Regions from separate parts of the Homo sapiens genome. Here region 2 is linked to region 1. Evidence: chromatin loops called from intact Hi-C (ENCODE). Cell type or tissue: PC-9. All regions are shown on one strand. Region 1 overlaps LAMB1 (laminin subunit beta 1). Region 2 overlaps LAMB1 (laminin subunit beta 1).

The links. Peaks named below come from ENCODE experiments on the same cell type or tissue, not always from the same donor. Only the 100,000 strongest peaks of a DNase experiment are listed, where the experiment ranks them.
Region 2: a loop joins it to region 1, with 2.3 times the contacts of the local background. A loop is called at or near these places in 4 of 110 quality-filtered maps.

Annotation. Positions count from the first base shown.
Region 1 is chr7:107,923,678-107,931,677 of GRCh38, forward strand. It overlaps LAMB1 (laminin subunit beta 1), which reads right to left. Exons shown (of 34, transcript NM_002291.3): 29 at 7,679-7,823; 30 at 5,735-5,942; 31 at 5,387-5,528; 32 at 2,506-2,682; 33 at 553-712; 34 at 122-410. The coding sequence ends at 274. Among named protein-coding and RNA genes, the nearest start is that of DLD, 36 kb to the left of the region's middle. In PC-9, no CTCF peak of the experiment used is centred here; no DNase peak of the experiment used is centred here; H3K27ac peaks cover 1,073 bases.
Region 2 is chr7:107,973,824-107,981,823 of GRCh38, forward strand. LAMB1 (laminin subunit beta 1) reads right to left here. Exons shown (of 34, transcript NM_002291.3): 8 at 6,786-6,988; 9 at 4,224-4,344; 10 at 1,866-2,054; 11 at 1,411-1,590; 12 at 1,163-1,275. Among named protein-coding and RNA genes, the nearest start is that of LAMB1, 25 kb to the right of the region's middle. RefSeq lists an enhancer at 2,555-3,055. In PC-9, no CTCF peak of the experiment used is centred here; no DNase peak of the experiment used is centred here.

The DNA of each region.
Region 1 (8,000 bases):
CTTGTTTATAGACAACATAAATTAGGGTCTTCATGGACGCAGTAAACTTGTTTATAAATCCACGTTTACAGTGAAAAAAGGGATTCATCAACAATCAGTGAAAGTAACAAGTACACCAAAATATATACAAAAGCACTGTACTTTATTTAACTCCATACAAAATGTGATTAAAAACATTAAATAGGTGATGTTTTATTTTGAAGAGCATTAAGTCAGTTTTTAAAATGTAGTTGTTTTACCTTGTTCACCTCAGCCATTTTTTATTCTCCTCTGTTACAAGCATGTGCTATACACAGCAACTTTCTGGCTTATATCCTTTAGGAGTGAACGGACTTCTCCTTCCAGTCTTGCTAATTCTTGAGCTTTATCTTCTAAGTATCTTTGATTGTCTTCATATTTTCTTTCTAAATCTGTGGGGAGATATATATATATAAAGTCTGAGCAATTTATACTATGATGATCTCAAGACAAAGTGAATATATTTTTCACTTTTAAATAAACTATGGATGCCTTAAAGTAATTTAAAAAATAAGCCTGTGTGAAAAGACCCACCTTTGAGCAGTTGCAGCTTGCTATTTGCTTGAGCTAAAAGAGTTTTTGCTTCATTTTGTAGCATTTCGGCTTTCCTTCTGGCATCAGCTGACTCTTCAGTTTTTTTGGCAATTAAATTTTCTACTTTTTTATACTTTTCATCAAGTTCACCATCTAAAGTCTATAGTTCCACATTTAGACAGAAAGAAGTGGTAATGTTAGTGTCAGTAATTACATTTAAGAGCAATAGTGTAATCATGGCATGCATTCTGGATTAAGGGCCACCAAGGATATTCACTGGTAAGTAATTTAAAATTTTATCTTCAAACAGTGGAATTGAATGCAAAATTGACATGATTTTAAAGAACATTTCAAAAAATTCTGGAGTTGCAGCAAATCCTTAGGGCTAAGTCCTCATTCTCCTGATTATTACTTTTCTATAGAAAAGTTGTAGCATAATTGTATTGCAAATTACATAGAGAAGCGCAGATTTTTCAAAAGTAGATTAGACATTAGAGAAGCCCATATTGAAGAAGTGGAGGCTCTTTGGATCTTGACTAAATTAGGATTTGTGAAGACTTGCTTATAAGGAAATCAGAGGAAAAAGATTAAACAAAAGATACAGGAAGGAAAGGTGAGATTGTAGCATATGCAAGAAGTGAGTGAGGAGAAGAGAAATGGGGTGTGGGGTTGGAATGCAAATGATTCTTTTTAGAAACTGTTCAAATAGCCATTTATGGAAATTTCATTTCAAGAGATTTTGTTCCTTTCTCTTGTGATAAAATGTCATTATGCAAAATGCCCTGAAGCAGAGTACTTGAGAAATTTGTGTCCTCAGTACTGCAGGAAACCACACAAACCAAAACAGAAAAGACAGCTGTCTGATATTGTGGCAGTGAACTTTTCTCATTGTTTTGTTCTCTTTCCCAACCTAGAGAGAGGTAGGGAAAGTTACTCTTACGTAATGCCCGAAAAGCTACAGTAACTTCCAGAAAATTTTTGAATAGTAGGGAGTTAAATACTGAAATTAGGTCAGTAAATGCAGGTGCCCCCAGGCCTACGGACCAGTTAGGAACTGGGTGGGCAGGCAAGTATTATTGCCTGAGCTCCACCTTCTGTCAGATCAGTGGTGACATTAGATTCTCATAGGAGCACGAATCCTATTGGGAACTGTGCATGCAAGGGATCTAGGTTGTGCACTCCTTATGGAATCTAATGCCTGATCTGAGCTGGAACAGTTTCATCCTGAAACCATCCCCACCCCCGAGTCTGGAAAAATTGTCTTCCAGGAAACTGGTCCTTGGTGCCAAAAAAGTTGGGGACCAGTGATTCAATGGTTTTAAGCCCCACCCCGGCGCCACCAAGTTTTTAATGTTCTCTTTAGAAATAAGCATTATTGAGAAACTGAACATGTGTTTCAGTTATTACATGGCTTCTGATTAAACATTTGGGTTGTGTGAGTTTTTCTCTGCAAAATATAGTGCCTTCGAATGAGAGGTGAGGGGTAGTTAATTCAAAATGAGTCTCAAAGAGATAAGATTTGGTTTCCTACTACCTGTTCTCTGTTCCAACCTGCTTGTAAAATATTCTCAAATGGCCTGATAATTACTATATGCCATGAAGAATTTAACTGACTACCGCACAGAAATAAAAGTTCAATATGACTGGTTTTTGTCAATATAGTTGGTTTAAAAAAAAAAAAAAAGCCTGTTTTGAGACTTCTACCCCTAAGTTAATTCCGTTCTTCTAAACTCTTGTCCAAATTTGGATTTGAGGACATAGGTCATACTTATTAGATATTTCCATATTCTTTCCCATCCACACTTCTAAAGACGGCTGTTGCAAAACAGGTCATTTGATATTTCTGATGAATTCTGTTTCTGTTAGGTCCATGTCCCTTACTCTAAGGCAGGCAAGGAGGAGACTGGTGGCTCCTTTAACAACATAGCTCTGAAATTACAAAGATTTACGTACCTTCTTAACATCTTCTGCACTTTGCTTCACAGTATATACTACTTTTTCAATATATTCTGCCTCCCCGGAGTTTTGGGCAGCTTTCCGCTTAAGTTCTTCCACATTCCTCTCTAACTCGCTGATGCGCTGGGACGCGTTGAACAAGGTTTCCTCAGAAGCTGCTGTTTCAGACTCAATCTAAAAGCATGTCAATTTTCCAGCAAGACATTAGTTTAAGAAATGGAATTACTATGAGTACAAGTTTGGAGGAAGATTTAAAAGTCTGCTGTGCCATTTTGCTCTAGACCAAAAGAAGTAATTACTAAAAAGAATATTTCAGGAAAAGTTACATGAAGTATCTAACTTTAGTCTTTGCTACATTTCATATATTCACTTCATTCTTTCAGTACTTCTGATGATCTAAGCTGAGATTGATGTAAAATTTTTTCTGACAGTAAAAAAAAACAAAAAACCCCACCTCCCCAAGGAGCATGATGTGTTGAGAAAGCATTTTAAGGACACCTGCAAACTTTGGCTAAAGAACATTCACAAATAAGCAGCTGTGCGAAGAGGGATTTCCACATAAATTTCCAACTTAATGTGAGTGGGAAAATAAATGTTAAACTCTAGTAGTGGAGATTTCAGCTAATTACTGAAGACATGGAGACTAGGGATGTTCTTTGAATTTCTATAGAATTGTGAGATGATGTATGGTCTGGGAACGTTACAGCTGTAAACTCTAAATACACAAAGTTATTTAGGGAAAAAAAAATATCTGGGCAACTGGTGAGGATCCACATCTGATCTCCTTTCAAAGTAGAATCAATAAACATTGACTTTTAAAAGCTAGCCAAAGTAAGCAGTTGAGCCCATGACAAAAGAATCAATTTCACTGAGCACTCAATTTTTCTTTAAAATGATCTTCAAGGATGGGTCTAATTACATAGAATTAACTGAATAACAGTACTGCTATAATGAAGTTAATAAGGGTCAGTATAAGACATAGGCTAAAATTTGTAAATATTTCAAACCTAAGGACCCTTTAATTAGAATAAAATTCTTAGAAATTATAATTCTTAGAAGATAAAGTTTGAGTGAATTGTTTCTGATAAGCTTTCATGAACACAGTTTAGTTAGAGGTTCTCTTTGTTTCTTATTGTTACTAACCTAAAACACTTCCTGCCCCCTAGGGCCCCTGAAAAACAGAACCCCAATTATTAACTTGCATCATCAAGCCACATCTCACCTATAATTCAGTATTTTCTAATTTGCTTTTCAGAACAATTTTTTTCAAGAAACAGGGTCTTGCTATATTTCCCAGGCTGGAGTGCAGTGACTGTTTGTTTACAGGCATGATCATAGTGCACTATAGTCTCAAACTCTTGGCCTTAAGTGATCCTCTCACCTCCACCTCCCAAGTGGCTGGGACTACAGGCACACACTGCTGCACCTGGCTTTCAAAACAATAATTTCTACAGTCACTGACATAATATTCACTAAAATATTAACAGCAAACTGAGAAAATGGAAAAACCTAGAGATCGAAACATCAAAATATTTATAGTCTGGTGGGAAAACATAATTTTTCTAAACTTGAACAAATAGCCTGAAGAAAAAGTCTTATTGATACTCGAAATTTAAGGAGGAAAATGGACAGAATTATTGGCCTTCATTTAACTGACAGCAATAGAATAGGGGAACACAGGTTTTTACCAACTAATGGTAAGAAAAGCATGTTGAAAATTCATCTTCCCAGGTTTTAAACACATGGAGGATTGGCCTGAGAAGGCTGACAATGCTGGGTATGGGAGCATTTAATTTCAAAGTATATTCTGAGAACCTGTATAGGGATTAGATAACTCATCAATTTTCTTCATTTTTTAAAAACTCGTAAAATTGGAACGAAAACATTAACTTTCTGAGAAACAAAAGAATTTAATGGAATTATGTTTGCATTACTTCTTTTAAGAGATAAAGAGGATTTTTAGAGCAAGGTGCTAGATCCCTATGAAAAATTCGTAATGAGTACTTTTAATATCTGGTAGTCACAGTATATTTCTTATAAAAAACATTAAGTTTTCCATGCATTCTAAACAGAACAGATTGTTTAGCTATAAGTGCTCTATTAGGTTTCTCTAGAATTGGGTATTGAAAGCAGACTGACTGTTCTCCCATAGTTTCCAAAACTACTATATAGTAAAATGTTTGATGACCAAAATCTTGAGACATTGGCCTTCTTAACCAGATAAGCTGCTTTATAACATCAGGACAGTTTTCTAAAATTATTATACTTCATACTACTGAACAGAGTATATGCTGTTTCCTCAATGAATAGGAGTGCTTTTTTTTTTTTTGAGATGGAGTCTCTGTTGCCCAGACTGGAGTACAGTGGTGTGATCTCAGCTCATTGCAACCTCGACCTCCCCGGTTCAAGCAATTCTCCTGCCTTAGCCTCCCAGGTAGCTGGGACTACAGGCACACACCACTATGCCCAGCTAACTTTTGTATCTTTAGTAGAGAAGGGGTTTTGCCATGTTGGCCACGCTGGTCTTGAACTACTGACCTCAAATGACCCACCCACCTCGGCCTCCCAAAATGCTGGAATTACAGGCGTGAGCCACCATGCCCGCCCAAGAATAGAAGTTTTTATCTTTCTCAGACTTTGTGGGGGAGAAAATGAGATGGGACGTAATGGTCCAGTGTCTGAATCAGAGTCCTTTTATTCCTTGAAAACCTATCTCCACTTATTTTTAGCATCCATGCTAACGGAGTAGTTTAGATTTATTAAAGGAATCCTTTAATGTTGAGTTGTAAGAATTTCTGTTCATAGATAACAAATGTACTTTTCTGGTAAGTGTATATGTAGGTGTGTTCCCATTCATGTAATGATTGTGTATGCCTACCGAAGTTAACAGGTTCTGGGTTCCTTGAATGTCTTCATCTGCTTGTTTAATTGCCTTCTCTGCTGCGACCTGGGCCTTTTCTGCTTCTTCCAGAGCTTCCTTTACCATATCTGCAGTGACTTTAACATCTGTTGCACTTTTGCTGAGTAAAAAATAATGAGACAGTATATTGTTGCTGAACATGAAAAAAGTACTCTCAGTGTTCTTTTCTTTAAAGAATAGCCTTCCTGAAATGACCCAGAGAGACTCGCATAGGTCCTTCTTAGAAGTTTCATTGGTTAAAGAGATACTTTTTACTCCATGATAGATACACAAAATAAGCCCCTTAGATGCCATGTCTTTAGATACCTTGCTCTTTTAGCTTCTTCTAACAACATCTCAGCTCTGGCAATGTCAGCAGCACTATGCTGAAGAATAACCTCTACTTGAGAAAGGCTTTCAACTCGTTCACGTATATCTTCTGTCAAGTTCTGTAACTGCTGTGGGGTGCTAGGCATCTCCATTTTCAATACTTCATTAGCAACTGCTTCAATGCTGTCCAAATCAGCACTATCCTCTGTGAAAAGCAAAGATGTCCCCAAAAAGAGGTGAAAAGAATAGATGGTTCATTCATTCAACCACTTACTGGTCATCTACTATGGACTAGCATGGTGGGGTTACACACCAAGAGACACTAACTTCCTGTTTAAGAGTTTATAATCTATCTGGGATTTTGAGGGGAGATGAGACCTACACACACAAAAAAGTAACTGCAGACAATTGAGTACTACTAGAATTTGTTTTAGGCTGGGTAGTGAGGGAAACCTTCGTGGAAGATGAGGAGCTGATCAGATTTTAAGGGATAATAGAATTTGAAAGAAGAAAGGACAATTCCAGATGGGGAGACAGGAACGGCAGAGTATGTTACGGGAAAGTATAGCAGAGTGAATCTGAACATTGTGGAAAACCATAGAGGGCCAGAGCTTAAAGCTGAGACTTAAAGGCAATGAAATCTTTTAATTGAGGTTGGACGAATAGCTCAGAAACTTGTGAATGCAGATATGGAGATTTGATATTTCCTACAAATGATCTAGATTCAGGAAATTATAGAAAGGGAGAAAATTATAGAAGCAGGAGAACCGGAATAATGGGTTGTCAACAAAGCCAAGGAGTTTCAAATGTAAAATGTGGAAGATGGTGAAAAAAAAAGTTTATGAAGTTAAGCTTCAAATACGTCAGATCCTCATTTACTTTCAAGCTTTGCTTATGTTTTAAACTATTGAACATAAAAATGGACCCCAGAGGATTTATTCAAATAAAATATGTACTTGAATGATGGCTTCCATAAAATATTACCTAAGATATCCTTAGCAAATACTGTTGACTCCTTATTAGCCATGCCTTTTTTCTTGCTAACAGAATACTGATTTTTTTTCAGGTACCTGCCTCTAAGTCAGGTAAAATTATCAACCCAGCATTAAATATTAGTTTGTGAATTACTGTAATCGCATTTCCATTTTCCAGTGACATTTATGCATTGGCATGTGACTTATTGCTGGCCAGTGAGGTTTATAAGGATGACTGCTTAAAGGCTTCTAGGGAAGACTTCCTCCTTTTTAAAAAGATGCAAGGAATAGGTGGTCTCTTCTTCCATTATTAATCTTTATATGATGTCTGGAACTTTGGCAGCTACCTTGTAACCATGAGGAGCTAGAGGACAAAGCTGATATGCTTAAGATGGTAGAGTAGAAAGATGAAAAGTATGTGGGTCGCAGACCCAGGAAGCTATCCTGCTACTGGATATCTTATTAAGATGTGAGATAATAAACATCCTTTTTGATTAAGTCCCTTTCACTTGAGAGTTTTCTGTAATTTGCAGCCAAAACCATCTTTACTGGTAACACTTGAACTGTGACTAGCAACACTCTTAACTAACTATAGGTATAATATCCTGTAAATAATAGAATTACAAAGCTTTGGGGGCAATGCCAAAATAACAAACTCCACTTCTTTAAGGTTAGAAATTACTATACGTAATTTCTAACAAATTCCACGTTCAATTTTCAATGTAAATATTTGACTTTTGATTGGCTACCTGAGTATCCCATCAGGTGTGTCTGTATCTGCGTAACATTGGAGAAAGTTATTTGATACACATATATAAGTTTAAGAAGTGGAAACATTTAATATACGGACGTTTTTCTTATTTGGAAATGTCACTTAGTACCCTGACAGAAATGGATTTTATCTAAAATGTAAACAGAGAATCACACAGAAACAAATGTCTAAAAGTAAAATGAAAAAATTTCTTACGGGTCAAAAAGTTTCTGATTTGCTTGATTAGATTTCTCAGCTCCTCATTGCTCTTGTCCATTTTTTCTTTGGTAGCATTTGTCTTCAACAGAATGTCTTCAGCACTTTGTTTTGCCTCATCTGCCCTCAGTTTTGCTTCAGAGACCTAAATATGAAGAATAAATTACCCAGGGAAGACTTTCATTCTTTCTAAAGGAGACCAGAATATTGGAAATGGCTCAAAAATGATGTTGAAAAACTATGTACTTGGAATCATATGTCTGGGAAACAACTTTCTCCCATTCAACAAAGTATTGTATCTTACAGACTGCAAGTATTCAGT
Region 2 (8,000 bases), 50 kb after region 1:
TTTTTAGTAGAGATGGCGTTTCATCATGTTGGCCAGGCTAGTCTTGAACTCCTGACAAGTGATCCACCTGCCTCAGCCTCCCAAAGTGGTGGGATTACAGGTGTGAGCCATTGTGCCCAGCCTATTTTATTTATGATTTTAAAAAATTTTAGAGATGGGGTCTTGCTGGTCTCAAACTCATGATCTCAAGCATTCCTCCTGCCTTGGCCACCCAAAGCACTGAGATTACAAGTATGAGTCATCACACCTGACCAGGCTCATCAATTTAGACTTCCAGAAATCTCCTTTAAGAATATATTAAGATTATATATAAATATACATATTTAATGGTAATAATTTGGGGGTAGTGAATCCTCCCTAAATTAGAAAGTATAACAATGTTATTAAAAATACAGATTTTTAAAAACTTATCTCATAATTATCCTACTTGGAATTATTACAGTGAACTTTTTGGTGTATTTCCTTCCAGATTTTGTTTTCCTTGATGAATTTTATTTCCTACTTAATCAAGATACTATTCATATCCTGTGTGTGTTTTTTTTTTTAAATATAGCAAGCAGCATGAGCATTTCCTGATGTTATTGTCATTTTCAGTGGCAACCAAATATTACATTGTATAGAAGTCCCCACACTTAACTATTTTTCCACTGTTGTTTCCAAGTCTTCTGCTATGATTAATAAAAGATGCAATGAGTCTTCTGGAGAATAAATCTTTGTCCAATTTTCTGATTATTTCATTAGAATAGATTCCCAGAGGTGGGGTTACTGGGTCAAAGGGTATGCCCATTTCTACAAGCTACTGATATGTATCTCCAAAATGCTTTTCACAAAAGTACAAACCAATATGGATGCCCACCAGCAGCCAAGAAGTAGCAGTACCTCATGATATCCTAATAGTAAACATTCCCATTTTTAAAAACTTGTGTTAATTGTGTCTATAAAAGTGGTATTTTATTGTGGCTTTCCTTTACACTTCTAACAGGGATGGTGAACATCTTGTGAAATCATCCATTAGTAATTCCTATTGTGTGCATTGTCTACTCATGTCTTTTAACACGTACACGTGAGGGTGATCGCAGACTCTACAATGGCGAAAAGGCTTCTCTATTAAAACATGTCATCCTCACCAACCACCCATCCCACGTAATGAGGATTTACTTACCAGGCACTGGTCACAATGCTGTCCTGTCACCAGACGCTTGCAGTAGCAGTGACCTGTCTCGGAATCACAAGGATTCCCTCCAGGAATTGTTCCCAGAGGATTGCAAGCACAAGCTGTATTAAAACAAAATGAAGTGGAGAAACACAGACCACGTGAGTTTCAAATAATAATCTGGCTTTGGAATTACAAAGTAAAATGGGAATTTCAAACACAAGAAAACTCCCAAACTTTTTAGCAAACAGACCTACATTTACAACCAAATGGATCTTCACTGCTTAAATCATAGAAGCCTTCTTTGCAAACATCACAATGTTCTCCTTCCACATTTAATTTACACCGACACTGGCCAGCAATGAGACCAGTAGAAAAATCAGTATAGCTGTCACAAATTCCCTCATTTTGAGAGCCAGCTGGGTCACACGTACATCCTGAGAAGAATGCAAAGCACCAGGTTAAAATCAGGAGGAAACTCAATGTATCTTTGTATAAATACATATATTCCCTTCCTCCCTCTAAATCTCACAAAAGTCGACTAAAAGCAGCACAACTACCAAGTAAATTCCACTCCCAGCGTCTTCAACTGCAATTACAATAACAATGCTGGCTTTACTGCTCATACTATGAGCTCTGAGACTACTGACTATTCAGTTTGGAAGGCAATCTGAAGTAGGTCCCACACAGTGAGTGACATTTCTCAACATACGTTCACAGAAATTAGGATCTCGGATGTCCCTCTCTGGGTGCTGGTAGTAAAACGGCTTGCACTGCTCACAGTTGCGCCCCATGGTGTTGTGCTGACAGTCATCACACACGCCTCCGCTGACGTTCCCCGTGGCCAGGTAAACAGCCATGTCAAAGTGACAAGAGATGGAATGTTCATTGCAGTTACATTCTGCGTGACAAGAGCAACGTCAAGAAAAGCTTTTTAAATCTATGGACCAATGGAGGATGGGGGTGGCAGGAAGATCCTTTAGGAAACCAGGGACTAAGTTCAGACAAAATGGCAGTCAACAAGCAGGACTCCTGGGGAAAAAGGACGCATCCACCGATGACACTGTTTAAACCCTAAAGTAGATGAGAAATCTCAAAAATGTGAACTTTATAAAATAAACAGTTATCTGACCTCTGTGGAAGAGAATGGGCTATGAAAAATGGAAAACTCTAAGGGAAAGTCCCTTTGGAAGTGTATGACAGAGGATGGCTGCCATCCCACTGAGGGCGCTTTCTGGTCCACTCGAGGTGGGACTGGATGGAAGAACACTGTAGCGAGGGACCTTCCAGATGATGTGCTGCTAGGAAAGCCTGTCCACGGGCTCCCTGCTTCAAGGACCGTGAGGCCTGAAGGATGGATTCCCTTCTCCGTATTCCCATATTCCCACCACCACACCAGGCCAGGCCATAGTAAGGAAGGTAGGTCTGTTTAACAGCCAGCTAGCTGACCCCCTTGGGTGCAGCGCTTCCTTCTGCGAGCCCATTCGGCGGTCATCTTGGTGCCACCCAGCTTTAATCATCTCGCTCTCGGGCTTAACAATCCCATTCTTGTCTTTGCACAGGGAAGCTTGACTCAGCCTGGCCCTCCTGAGCCTCTGCACTCCAGCCTCCCACCTTGCCTGTCTCCCCCTGCAACACAACAGCCTGCAGAAGAGGGACTGTGTCTTATCTACTCACATCCTTGGTGCCCAACAGAGTACTGCTCTCAATACACTGGTTGAAGTGAACCTTGGAGTAATCCTTCCCAGCATGGACTCTGTGATGGTTTCAAGAACATCCTTGCGGCCTTGTGCTTCACATTGTTGTTCTTACCTGAACTCCCTCCCATCTTCCTTCCTCTCTTTTCCTTTTCTTTCCTCTCTCTCCTTCCTTCCTTTCCTCTCCTTCCTTCCTTCCTTTCCTCTTGCTCCTTCCTTCCTTTCCTCTTGCTCCTTCCTTCCTTTCCTCTCTCTCCTTCCTTCCTTTCCTCTCCCTCCTTCCTTCCTTTCCTCTCCCTCCTTCCTTCCTTTCCTCTTCCTCCTTCCTTCCTTTCCTCTCTCTCCTTCCTTCCTTTCCTCTCCCTCCTTCCTTCCTTTCCTCTCCCTCCTTCCTTCCTTTCCTCTCTCTCCTTCCTTCCTTTCCTCCCCTTCCCTTCCTCCCTCCCTCCCTTCCTTCTCCATGTTAAGTATCCATCAAGGGCCATCTGGTTTTTACCTACAAAGCAAGCCTTGACCACTCCAGCTCTCACTGGCTGCTGAACTTCTATAATAGTCCTTCTCAGTGGGGGCAGAGGCGGAGCTGCTCTTCAAGGGGAGGACATGCATCAGAATCACTGTTTGTGGAGTGGGGAGGGGCAGTGGTGTTGCCGGCTACATCTCCACCCGGAGAAAACCCCTGAGATGGATGGAGGGAGGTATGCCAGAGGCCGCAGCTGGACTGGCACAGAAACAAGGCCAAAAATGCTACTCCATATCTCTTAGACCTTCATCAGCTACCCTGCCATATAGTTCTTTCATTTTTCTCTCACGGTCATCTTGCCTTAAAAACAGCCCTGGCGCGGTGGCTCACATCTGTAAACTCCCAGCACTTTGGGAGGCCAAGGTGGGTAGATCACTTGAGGTCAGGAGTTCAAGACCAGCCTGACTAACACGATGAAACCTCTCCTCTACTAAAATTACAAAAAAAATTAGCAGGGCATGGTGGCGCGTGCCTGTAATCTCAGCTACTCCAGGAGAATCGCTTGAACCTGGGAGGCAGAGGTTGCAGTGAGCCGCCTGTGCCACTGCACTACAGCCTAGGCGACAAAAAAAAACCAAAAAACAAAACAGATACAATGTCAAGGACAGCACCTTAGTTTTCTACTGTAGCTGCCAAACTACTCAGCTCAGTGTCAAACACACAGAGGCTGTTCAGTGAATATTAATTAACTGAATGCAGATTGTTGGTTGTCTAGGAGTATCAGGGTGAAGCTGGAAAAAAGACAGTAACTTTTCTACCCTCTGCAAAACAGTACACTGTTACAGTACCTCTAATTAGGAAATGGATACTAGAGCCTGAATGGATTTAAAATGTCCCTTCAACACAGACTTACTTTTACAGGCGTTGCTGTTTCGGCCTTCAGCAGGTCTCCAAGGTAAATCATGGTAGAAATCCATGCAGAGTTCACAGTTTAAGCCCTTGGTGTTATGCCTGCACATGCAGTGTCCGTGAACCTTGAAAGTTATAAAAACAGGAGAGAACAAAGGAAGAGATGTATGAATAGCCACGTTTCTCCATAATCAATTGAAAGTTTAAAACCCTTTTTCATACTAATCTCTAGCTCACCACAGAAAAGGGTTGTTTGGTTGTTTTTATTTTCTCCCTGCCTGCAGTGAGTTGTCTGTCTTGTTGATGGCTACATGCCTCATCTCTAGAATGTTCCTATTACATAGTGGATGCACAAGAAATATTTTACTGAGTATCTATGAAAAGAACCCAGATGAAGAAAATTACTTAAAATTAAAAAAAAAAAAAAAAACTAGTTACTTAAGATTTTTTTAAGAAAACCTATTGTAATAGAAATCTACAAAAGTTATAATGTAGAACTAAATGCATACATACCACCTGGAAACCAATTTATATTACTGCACGATTTACCACTTAGCCAAATCACCATTTTTTTAAAAAGGTTTTTGTTAGCTAGCTTATTTTAGTTTTTTTTACTTCAGGCATAGCACTTAAATTTTTCTTTCAATGACAGTAAAATTTTAAAAATTAATCATTTATCACATTTACATTTATGTTTTCCTTTTATGTAAGGAAATATAAGATCTCGTAAAAGAAATATATTAATTTGCCTGATGAAAGGCCCATGATATATGATTTTGCCTTGTGTCACTGTAAGGCACACTTACGACCCTTGAGGCATATAAATGATAAATGAATTACGGCCTTTTGGTCCACTAAATATGCATGTATATGGGCATCTCACCTTAACAAGAGTTTCTACAGAATGGAATTCAGGAACAGGACAGACAGGTCCCTCCTGGACCCACCTTGGTGGGAATGCAGTTAGCAGAAGACTAAAGTCCTGTTATTACCAGGTGGTTTTACATAAACTGAAAACCAGTTCCAAAGCACATACCATAAGACCCTACTGGGCCTGAATCAACAGCACATGCTGTGAGACCCGTGATAGTAACAGGACATTAGCTACACAGCTGATTTGTTATGCCGTAAAGGGAACATAATCTACCTAGCATTCTGAAAGATGGACCAATAAGATTAGAGAAATACCTCCCTCCCCTTCAGGCTCCGTCAAAAATTCAACTTCTGTTGTGCAACAAAAGTTCTAACTGGAGTAAAGGGAAGGCAGAAGTTTTTAAAGGGCTGAATACACTCAATCCTGTACCTTCTAAGGACTAACAATCTTTGAAAAGGCAACAGCACATAAGCACAGCCTTCATGAGGGGAGGCCACAGCTTAGGGGAAGGAACCCTGGGGCTGAGTGAGGAGAGGCTTGAGCTTCCACCTGCTGCTCATTTACTTAGGGCTCTCTAGTAAATTACTTAATCCTTGGGCTCTATCACCAATAGTTGGTCTAGGTGATCTCATAAGTCCTATCTGGCCTTAAAATCCTCTAGGTCTGTAAGAATTCTCCTAGATACTAATAGAATAAACTCATCTATCCATTTGGCAAATCACCCAAATCCCAAATTTCAAAATGTACATAAGTTGCAAATGTGGCATAAAAGTGGGGAAAAGAATGGAATTAGGAGGAAAAGATAGAAAGAAACCAACTCCATTTGATCCCTAAAATGATATCCCATGGGTGTGGGTTAAAATTTTCCAGCCGTGGGCAGGGCGCATTGGCTCACGCCTGTAATTCCAGCACTTTGGGAGGCAGAGGTGTGCGGATCACTTGAGGTCAGGAGTTTGAGATCAGCCTGACCAATATGGAGAAGCCCTGTCTCTACTAAAAATACAAAATTAGCCAGATACGGTGGCACATGCCTGTAATCCCAGCTACTTGGGAGGCTGAGGTGTGTGGATCACTTGAGGTCAGGAGTTTGAGATCAGCCTAGCCAACATGATGAAACCCCACCTCTACTAAAAACACAAAAATTAGCCAGACATGGTGGTGTGGGCCTATAATCCCAGGTATTTGGGAGGCTGAGGCACAAGAATTGCTTGAACCCAGGATGCGGATGGTGCAGTGAGCTGAAATTGCACCACTGCACTCCAGTCTGGGCAACACAGCAAGACTCTGTCTCAAGAAAAAAAAAAAAAAATCCATTTCTTTGGGTTGAGATCAATTTATGCCTTCTAGCATAACTGCGGTTTTTAATCTTCCCTATGTAAAGGCAGACTCAATTGTTATTTAGACAACTTTTTAATCCTTGTTGACTAAAATATCTACTTTAGCAATAGCCTGAAGCAACAAATTCCAAAAATTCATCGTCTATGAAATGAGTAGTCTGTACATTCTCCGTGTCCAAGAAACTCTTCAAAGAGAAAATCAACAATCAGCTACCTGTATGGTGCAAAGGGCTAAATGTAACTCTGTAAAACTAAAACCCCCAGAAAATGTAAAAGGCTTAAGGTAAGACTAGCTTCACTTTGCATTTTATTACCAGCCACATAAAGGAGAAAGGTGCACAGAGGGCTTACTTACCATTCCTTCCACTTCTTCATTGAATCCATCCACAGGGGCACATTCGCTGGCATGACCATAGCAGAAGCAATTTCCTCGAACCACCATATCATAAACTGCATAATAATACTTTTCTCTGATTTCCATCCTGGAATCCAGAAGGTTATCTCCCAAAGTATGCAGTTTCACAAACTTGATTCTCAAGTTGGTAATTTTTAATAAATCTAGGAAGGTCATCAAGAAGATGAAAAGTCTGATCAGACAAGCAAGAAGTTTTTTTTTTTTTCCTTGCATCATTTCTTTTTAGAGAAAGGCATGACACATGAAAATAGCTTAAGTTCCTCCTCTTGTATGATCTAGATGACTCCAATAGTGAAGCCTAACATAACATGACTGCAAAGAGGAAAGGTTACTGCCCTCTCATCAGTTTCATAAGAATGTCGGCCGGGCGTGGTAGCTCACACCTGTAATTCCAGCACTTTGGGAGGCCAAGGCAGGTGGATCACTTGAGGTCAGGAGTTCGAGACCTGCCTGGCCAACATGGCAAAACCCCATCTCTAAAAAAATACAAAAATTAGACCGGGCGCGGTGGCTCACACCTGTATTCCCAGCATTTTGGGAGGCCGAGGTGGGCGGATCACCTGAGGTCAGGAGTTCAAAACCAGCCTTGACCAACATGGTGAAACCCCATCTCTACTAAAAATACAAAAAGTAGCTGGGCATCATGGCATCCGCCTGTAATCCCAGCTACTAGGGAGACTGAGGCAGGAGAATCGCTTGAACCTGGGAGGTGGAGGTTGCAGTGAGCCGAGATTGTGCCATTGCACTCCAGCCTGAACGACAAGAGCAAAACTGTTTAAAAAAAAAAAAAAAAAATTAGCCAGGTGTGGTGGCAGGCATCTGTAATCCCAGTTACTCTGGAGGTTGAGGCAGGAGAGTTGCCTGAACGACAACAAAAAAGAGTAGCTATTCTGTGATGGGTCTGTTTGCAGAACAGCTATTTAGGAAGAAGTGTGAAAGTGGAGAAATTATAAGAACGCAGCTGCATGACTGCTGGAACCTGCGGGCAGACAGTAATTTGAAGTAGCACAATGCCATCTGCTTCCCACAGCAATTAATGTCAGTTTCAACATGAGAAAATTCCATTCAGGTAGGAAAAGATTTATCAAAGCACTCCAGTTCTCATTGTTATTATAAGATAGTTAGAAACATTTTTGTCTCTATTTTTGGAAGGGA